Regions from separate parts of the Mus musculus genome. Here region 1 is linked to region 2. The links are chromatin contacts, found by Hi-C or POLR2A ChIA-PET in ENCODE. All regions are on one chromosome and are shown on one strand. Each heading gives the region's core, a stretch centred on a gene start or an enhancer-like site at or near the end of the contact. The rest is flanking DNA. Distances are from core to core; before and after follow the strand shown. Region 1 overlaps Zmiz1 (zinc finger, MIZ-type containing 1). Region 2 holds the start of 4931406H21Rik (RIKEN cDNA 4931406H21 gene).

Region 1 (4,526 bases), core at 1,515-4,014, 56 kb after region 2:
ACCTTATCTGAAGCTCTGCCTCCTGCATTCTTTGAATACATGTTCCCTGACCTCACACTCACTGAGCCGAGCTGTGGCTTGGGGGTCTGGACAGGGATAGCCTGACTCAGGCTCCAGAGCTGGGGGAGCCAAGGTCTGCTGGCTGGGAGGCCAGAGCTGTCTCCAGCCTTTCTCGGGGAGCCCCACAAGGGATGTTCCAGGATGTTCTTGGAGAAGTGCACACAGGCAGGAGCCACCCACAGGCCTACTGCTGACTTCTGGCCGGTGTCTAGCTTTGCCCAGAAAGGGGTATAGATGAGATCTGTGTTGAGAGCACTGGAACATGATTCAGGATGAGTGACAGAAAGCACATAGGGACACACAAAACAGACACAGACAGACAGACACACATACACACAGATAAACACACACACACACACATACATACACACACACACACACACACACACACACACACGGTGTGGCCTAGTCTGCTACCAAAAGAATCCTCCCACCTGTTGGCCCTTCCTCAACAACTCTGTGAGCTCCCTCAGCCTGTGGCACGGTCCTGGGTACCATAATGGGAAGGTACCATTAGGCAGACCTGAAGTTGCACATCCCAAGGTCTTTGGCCAAAGGCAGCAGAATTTTGAGGTTCCCACCTCACCCTGTACCTTCAGCATTTCTGTCACTGTCCCATGGACCCTGTCTGGCCACCTTCACTCCCTGAAAGACCACCTGCATAAGCTGCCTTCACAGAGGTGTCCCTCCCTGCCAGAGACTTTTCTAGAGCTTCCAGAACATCTAGAACACCCGATGTTTCTTTCTCTTTGCATAATTAGAGCTAGGCAGCTATCTATATTTTGGGCTATGAAGGCCACAAGGAAGGACTTGGCTGTCCTCATTCCAGGCAGGGTGGAGTTGTAGCATGCTTGGGGACTACTCAGCATTTCAGATCAGATTTTGCGGTACCTCACCCGGCCTCCAGAAGCAGGTGACAAACAGGTGGGCTGATGGCTCACGGATAGGGGTGCCTAGGAGTAATCATTAGGAGGCCTTTGGTCTAAGAACTGCTCACAGATTCTTAAGCAGCCCAGGGAAGCCTGCTGTAGAGCCCTGCCCTGCTCTGCCCTGCCCCGCATCAAAGCAGGGCCAGGTCCGCTGACCAGGGAGCCAGAGAGGGGGCAGGAGCGGTGGGCAGGTGACAAGTGCAGACCAGGGCAGCACCAGGGAATGTTGCAAGCTGTGCCTGAGACATGTACACGGCAGGACCCACCCACAGGAGAGACATGCTATGGAACTCGGGTTCGTGCCCTGGGGCCATCAGGAACCCAAAGATGTGGTACTAGAGGAGGTCACTGAGCTGTCAACACACTACTAAGCATTGTCAGCCACTCGATTTCTCCCTTGGAAATTTCCTTCTTTTCTTTAACAAATGACTGGGGATGGCACGTACAGGAGAGGCAAACCGGAAGCCAAGGAAGGCAAGAAAGAGCTGAAAGCTGGCATTCGGCAGCTTCTCTGCCTGACGGGGTGCTCCTGCTTCCATTTTGAGCAGATATGGGAAGGCAGGTGGGTGGATGCTTCCAGGGTATTAGAACAGGTAGATAGGTGTGTGTGTGTGCTCGTGTGTGTGTGTGTGTGTGTGTGTGTGTGTGCTCGTGGTGTGTTCATCTGTCTGTCCATCCATCATCCACATGGGCCTGGGATTACACTAGGGCTTGGAGGCACACCACCTTGGCCTTAGGCTGCGTCTGTCAGTACAGGGTACCTCCTGGGACAGAGGGTCAGGGCTGAGGTTGTAGCCTCAGGGTATCCGGGGAAGGGGCAGCTATATGCATGAGACAGAGGCTCAGACTAATTCCATCCCTGCAACCCTGCCTTGCTGTGGTTTGAGTGACCCACCACCATCTTGTAGAGAACCTTCCTGGCCAGAAATTCCCTGCTCACCGTGAATATTGTTCCCAGGCCCAAGGGGGACCATTCTGCCCATTTACCTCTTTCTCAGAATATGTTCTGACCATGGGGCACACATATGGCTTACTGATCTTTGCCCACACTACCCTAGCTTCTGAATGTGGGGCTTGTCCAGAGAAAGGAAAGTCCTACCCAAGAGTAGGACAGACAGAGTAAATGAGAACCCTCAAGTTAGAGCTTGGGCCCAGGGTGAGGATTGATTTCCCTTTCCTGCCTTCTGCACCAGATCCCACCAAGAGCAAGAAGAGGGATGAAAGCCTCACCCGAAAGCCCCCAAGTGACACGGCCGACTCCCCTAAGCAGAAGAGACCCATGGCTCCAGTAGGTGGCTCCCCATACTGGGGGGAAGGGACAGGCCTGCCTCTCTCCAGTCCATCAAAGAATCACTTTTCCTTTGACCTGGCTCAGAACGCATGACAGCATCAAGTGACTAGACGGGGATTTCATCTCTGCCACTTCCTGAGCTATGTGATGCTGGGCAAGGAACCTCTTGGGGATTGCTTTCTCATCCATAAGAGGGTGGACCTTGAGAGCCTTCCTGGGCTGTAGCAGGGCATCATGGAATTCTGCCGCACGCAATGCTAAGAGATGCTTAGCGTGACATTTACTAAAGCTGTAATGGGTCCTGTTCAGTAGAAGGCCCCAGACACTAATCCCAGAACTAGAGGTCCAGGCCCTTCCACGGCTGCCCCAGGAGCATGTGCAGAATGTCTGTGTCAGGCTTGCTTGCTCCTGGAAGAAGGGCCACTTCCCTTTCCACTGTATCACCCACAGGCTCTAGGCAACCTCCACACACACACTGGGCAGGAGTTCCCTTTTGTGCAGGCCACTGCGATATACCTCAAGGATGCCACAGCTAGTTCTCCTTTCTAAGGGGCCGTGGTCTTGTTCAGAAGGGAACCTGGCCCAGGGTGGCCAAAATATGGGTCTTGGAACCAATGCAGGAACGTTTCACTTTCAATGCTATGGACCATAAAATAAATTTTTTATCTCTTGGCTTTGCTTGCCATCACTCTTCCCCACTGCTGACCTGGGGCTGCTCAGGAGCGGCACCTCCCCCTACCTCTGGGACCTTCAACATGCAGCATTTACCACCTGGTAGAAGCTCAGAGATCAGTGCCTTGGTCTGAACCTGCCATCTTACCCAGGAACACAGATGTATGGGGGAGGCCCAAGACCAGAGGCCGAGTCAGAATTGCAGAATTGTTCATTCTCTCTCTCTCTCTCTCTCTCTCTCTCTCTCTCTCTCTCTCTCTCGTGTGTGTATGTGTGTGTGTATTTGTGTGTGTGTGTGTGTATTTGTGTGTGTGTGTATTTGTGTGTGTGTGTGTGTATTTGTGTGTGTGTGTGTGTGTGTGTATTTGTGTGTGTGTGTGTGTGTGTGTGTGTATTTGTGTGTGTGTGTATTTGTGTGTGTGTGTAGCAGGGTAGGGAGCAACTAAAGAGCCAGAGAGTCAGTCTTGACCCACAAATAAACAGCTGGTCGTTCTTCAGTTCCTCATCTGGAGCCATCGATGGATTAAGGCCTGGATGAGTTGACTTCAAATGCACAAGAGGTACAAGAAGTAGGAGAAGCTCCAGCACTGGGCACTGTGTGTTCTCTATGACTTCCATGGCCACCCCCAAGCAGTCACATTCCCTACCAAGCAGGCATCCCTTAAGGACGCTGGCCACATGTGCCTAGAAGTAGCATCTGGAGCCCAGGTTTATAAACTCCAGACAAATGAAAGCCCCGTTTTTTTTAAAAAAGATTTATTTATTATTATATCGAAGTACACTGTAGCTGTCTTCAGATGCACCAGAAGAGGGCGTCAGATGTCATTACGGATGGTTGTGAGCCACCATGTGGTTGCTGGGATTTGAACTCAGGACCTTCGGAAAAGCAGTCGGTGCTCTTAACCACTGAGCCATCTCTCCAGCCCAAAAGCCCTGTTCTTGTTAAGGCCCTAATGTCACCCAGGCCTGGAGAGAATCCTGCCTCTCCTGTGGCCTCAGTCTGTATGGCCCTGAGCCTCAGTTTCCTCTGTGGTGTGACAAGGGGAGGGAAGGTATTACTGGAGTCCAGCCTTCTCTCCAGGGGTGGCCCATGAGTTTGTCAGAGGCAGCTGAAGGACTAAAGAAGAAAGGGTCTTTGCGCTTCACCCCACAGTTTGTCTCTAGGCACGTCACCAACTCAGCTTTCCCCACCCACACCTTGTTTGGTCAGTGCTGGAGTTTGTGTCCAGCCTTTCCCTTTCATCTTTTCCTAACCTGGTCCAGCTGCCTGCCATCCCCTGAAGTTTCCAGCTGGGAAGAGGGACGATGTTTACTCAGTGCCCAGGTGGCTGGACAAACTCTAGGAGGAGACTAACCCTCAGCAGGGAGCTGGGCAGAGAAGGGCAGTCCTGATCTGCTTCCCTGTGCATGGCCAGAGACTAGCTAGGCCTGCCTTCCTGGGCGCCCTAGGCCCAGCCCTGGAAGGTGCCAGCGTAGTTCAGCCTCTGCATCTTCCTGCACCAATTACGGATGTGATATCAGCTCATCCATCCCTGGGCCAGGGCACACCCATTACAGGTTGTCTCCCTGTCCTG
Region 2 (4,598 bases), core at 1,167-3,666:
ATCCCCTCCCTATCCCCTTCAGCCTCTTGGTTTGGATGGGCTTAGAAAGTAGACACCTGGCTGAGCCCCAGGCAGCCCTGGCCTTGCACAAGTCTCTCTCGTAGGGCGGGGAGAGATGAGCTAATTCTGTGAGAGGCAGGAAGAATGGCCTTCTGACAAGAAGAGGCCTGTCCCCTCTGGCTCTTGGGGCACTATTGCAAGCTGCCTGTATAGAGAAACAGCTGAGCCGCCTAGGAGTTGCTTCTGTTCTGAACACCCCTAACAACTCCAATGAGCTCCGAAGGAATAGAGGGAAGGGTGGGAACACACCCACCTCCTTTGTAGTTGATAGATCTTGTAAGTCAATATTTTGGGACAGTGCTTATTTTCTGTGCCTAGTGTACTCAAGGGCAGCTTCTGTACCTGACAACTCTAAAACTAACTAACTAACTAACTAACTAACTAACTAACTAACTCTCTCTCTCTTTCACACACACGCATACACACACACTTACATGCTTTCTCCCTGTCTCTGCTACCTCTGTCTCTGTCTCTCTCTCTCACTCTCTCACACACACATTCCTAAATAAATAAAAACAATCTGCTCAGTCTATATAGTGCTACTTATACAGATGTTTTGAGGGCTGACCACTTAGTGTTGGACGGCCATTCGGTATGCTCTTCCTTGGTAAGCTGGTTGGTGTTTTTAAAAGGTTAACCTGACGACATCCCAGGCATTCCCACATGGCCCTTGTTTTTAGTGGCCACTGTGGCCATGGAGAAACTCAGCCCTTTCCCTGAGTGCAATGCTCTTCCCACATCTGCCTGCTTTCTAACACAGCTCTGCCTCTTCTCCAAAGTGAGGTTTTAATACCCTGGGGATCATCCAACTGCCCTCCCCCCAGTTCCTTAGCCTGGGAATGCTGGGCCCACAAGTTTCCTCCCACTGGTCCTCTTTGTTGAAGAGCAGAGCAAGGTTACAGGAGCCCATGGCACAGCCCTCAGCGAGATGGGAGTTGGGGGAACCAGGGTCATTGCCCCAGTCTTCCTGGGTCACTCAGGAGGAGGGATAGCTTCCTGGGGCCCAAACTGGACTCGCTTTCAAGCAAATTCTGTCACTAGCACTGAGAACTATAGGGCTGGAGTCTGTCTGTCCCTCTCAGAGCCTCGATTTCCTCCTCTGTAAATGGGTGTGCTAACAACAGAGCCCCAGTGACCTCTCCCATGGCACAGAGAACACAGGTTTTGGCCACAACACATATCTGATGGTTAGTCAGTTCCCACAGGCTGGCAGTAAAATCCAGAGCCATTTCCATGGGATCTGGCCTGGGAGGGGCGAAGGCCCGGCAGAAGGAAGGAAGCCAAGCCCTCCCCCACAGCCCAGCTCTGCAGAGTTCACATGGGGGTGGGGGTGGGGATGGTGTCCAGGAGGAAGTCTGTCCCTGGCCTTGAGAAGGTGCCCCAGCCTGCCAGGCAGGCTGGTGTTTCAAGGACAAGGCCTTGCCTTCCTGCTATCTCTGGGGGAACTGGCAGCCACTAACAAATCCCCTGCAATCTGCACCCACCAATCCTGCCTGCTCGCTGGGCAGCCAAGAGCCGTTTTTCACGGGGAGCTGCACACAGCTTTGTCTTAGAGAGACAGCTCTGGCGGGTGCCCCTGAATGGGGCTATTTGTCCTCCATGCTGAAGGGAAGGCAGCTGAATGCTCTGTTGGGGTGGGCAGAGGCAGAGAGGGTGGAGAAAGGCTATGGGGGAGGGTGAAGGTAGAGATAGCAGCCACGACACTATGAGAGACCAGAAGTGCTGTCCACCACGGAGGTGTCTCAGAGTCACCATGCAGCTCGGTGAGTGCAAAAAAAAATCTTGTTTCCACAGCAATGGGACACTGGTATATGACCGGCCTTCCCTGGTGTAAAGAGCCCTGGCTGGTAGAAGTTGAAATGACCTGACTGGTTTTGGGTGCCTTTGTCCCATCCCAGCCCCACGACAAATTAACTACGGGGCTGCCACACTAGTGCCGTAGAAGGCCCCATTCCAGCCCCTATCCCTGAACTGAGAGCTCTAGAGTGAGACCCAGTATCTCTTAAGAGCCTCTTCCACAGATCACAGGCAGAGAGAGGCAAGGCATGTCTCAGTGTCTCCACTAAGACCAGCTGACATCTGACAGGCACATGACTCATTAGGGAAACAGAGCAGGCATGCATCTGGGGACTTAAAGCCAGCAAGCGACATTATTTCCACTCCCGTTCTGGGACCTGGGCTGCTGTACTGGAAGGTGTGCTTAGAACAGAGGTCAGAGGTCAGAGAACCCAGTAGACTTTACCCATCTTGGGGATGCAGACCCAAGGTTTCCATTCAAAGGATGCAGAACATCTGCGTGATGGTGCTACTCCACGAAGAGCAAGTAAGTGCACATAACTAACAGGCATGTCCTAAAACCACACAGCAGTCCCACGTCCACAGCCAGCTCTGGGCAGCCTGGCTGTGTTAAGATTGGCAAACACCCTCTGCCTGTCCCCACTTGAATCATTCCTCTGCCTCCTGTGGTCCCTTCTCCAAAAGCTTGCTGGTGCCTGTCAGGATGGCCTGGGTATTCTTGATGCCTCCCACAGTAGCTGGGTGCCTATTCTACCAATAGTCCCTTTAAACCACCCAAGCATCCAAGCATTGGCTATGCCAGGGAGAAAAAAGAAGACAAAAAAAAAAAAAAAAGCAGCTGGCACCCCCACCTGTGCCCCAGCCCCATTATGGATAGCTTGGGGCGCATCTTCCTTTCCTTTGGTCCCTGGGCTGCTTACCTTCTGGGCTCTGACATTCTCTATTCTGCTATTTCAACATGTGCTGGCTGCTCAGAGGGTCAGCTGAGGCTACATAGATCTATTCAAGCATAGACACCAGCGGAGGCATGCAGGCAACTCTTGGGGACCCTCGGACATGGCGACTGCCTGGTTTCTCGCTCCCATGTAGGCTGAACAGAAGGCTGAACCACTGAGTGAGCGCCCAAGAGGCTGACATTACAGTACAGCCTGCCAAGTTACTCTGGGCTGGCATGCGGTGGTGGAGGGGGCTGATGGGCATTGCTACAGCCTTGGAGGAGAGCCTGGGATGTGTCAGGTGCTGGGGGCTGGGCAGGTGACCTTCTATCTAGGAAGGGGTGGGGGGTGTGGGAGGGTGCAGCCGGCCCCTCAGGAGCCTCAAGATGAGGATGCAAGTGCATGTGCGCATGCGTGCTCCTGCTCCCGTGCGCGCAGAGGCTAAAGGCTGCAGCAGAACAAAGAGTTGGGGGCTGGGCATCAGAGGGCCCCACGTGGAGGCGGCTGCCTGGGCGGCTTGCTGTAGTGTCTGGGCTGTGCTCAGCTCTGCATTCCGTCTCTGTCTCTCTCATTTTCGTGCCATACAGTGCTGCCCCCAGGCCTGAGCCTGCTCACCGTCACCACCCTGCTCACTGCCACAACCACGCACACAGCCCAACTCTTTGGTAGCATTCTTGACAAAGCATCTCCCCTCACAACATGATCTCATTGCAGGGCCTTCTCAGGCCCCAGCCTGGCCTCCTGACAGGCGAGACAGAAGGCAGAAGGGTGGGAGAGGCGCCCATAGATGCAGCTAGTTGCGCGTGCACACACTGCTCAGCCATTCCGTAACAGTCATACACCACCCCCAGAACCCACACACATCTGTGAACACCTATAGGTCTCTGTGCACTGAAACCCCTCCACCATCACAGGACTCCTCAGGTACATGTGTTCATACTCAACAGTCAGACATACCAGGCATGAGCATACACGAGTATGCAAACAGACAGACAGACATGTGCATGTGCATGACATACAGCCACACACACAGAGATGCAGACCTTGTACACACATACCCATACAGTCAGACATACCAGGCATGAACATATATGATCATGCAAACACACATATATACATACATATACACATTACATACATATGTACATAAATACACACATAATACAATGTACACATGCATGACATACAGCCACACACAGACCATGTACATACCCACACAGCCAGAAATACCAGGCATGAATACACAGGGAGATGGCCTTGAACACACTTATAGCACTCCACACTCACAATGCACACATGCACGATACTTATAGCACTCGACACTCACAATGCACACAGGCACGATCCACAGCCACGAGACGCACATACTTCACATAAAGACACACATGCATGCACAGCCATACACATGTAGAGCCACATGTACCCAGTGTGGGGTTAAAGTCTGAGAGCAAGGAAACTCGGAAAGTCACAGAAAGTCAAGGAAGATAGATATGGCCAAGAATAATGAGGAAGGGACAGTCAGCAGAGGCCCTCAGGGAGGAAGGACAGCAACACTGCACAGGCAACTAGACAAAGTGGAGCCTAGGCAAATGGGGCAGACGGGGGGGGGGGGGGGGAGCAGCTGGGGTGCCATAGTCTCTGAGCACAGAGTGCCAGGACCAAGGCCTCTTGGGAGACTTAGGAAAGCCATGTGCACCAGAAGGGCAGGTTACATCTGGTCATGGACCCACTTATCCACAGAGCTAAGGGGGAGTGATGTGCATTTTGGGCGGAAAGGAGGGGTCAGGAGATGTGTTGCAGACAGAC

Evidence for each region. Hi-C counts contacts between places; a loop is a spot of excess contacts on that map. ChIA-PET counts read pairs that join two places held with the same protein, here RNA polymerase II (POLR2A).
Region 1: a map of T-helper 1 cell shows a loop between it and region 2 (2.5-fold over the local background). The contact joins the enhancer-like site here to the promoter of 4931406H21Rik in region 2. A Hi-C loop is called at or near these places in 1 of 37 maps with a recorded cell type or tissue (T-helper 1 cell). POLR2A ChIA-PET finds 5 or more read pairs at or near these places in 1 of 5 experiments (Patski).

The regions. Positions count from the first base shown.
Region 1 is chr14:25,528,772-25,533,297 of GRCm38, reverse strand. All of the region lies in intron 2 of Zmiz1 (zinc finger, MIZ-type containing 1), which reads right to left. Among named protein-coding and RNA genes, the nearest start is that of Mir3075, 3.4 kb to the left of the region's middle. Within about 2 kb of position 2,764, at least 1 of the 3 ENCODE cell types and tissues checked has a DNase peak (open chromatin) inside an H3K27ac peak, as active enhancers do.
Region 2 is chr14:25,584,622-25,589,219 of GRCm38, reverse strand. 4931406H21Rik (RIKEN cDNA 4931406H21 gene) reads right to left here and starts at 2,416. Exons shown (of 1, transcript NR_033492.1): 1 at 1-2,416. The region is part of intron 6 of Zmiz1 (zinc finger, MIZ-type containing 1); the gene reads right to left. Gm32497 (a long non-coding RNA gene) reads left to right here. Exons shown (of 4, transcript XR_003951081.1): 4 at 1-4,598. RefSeq lists an enhancer at 764-4,058.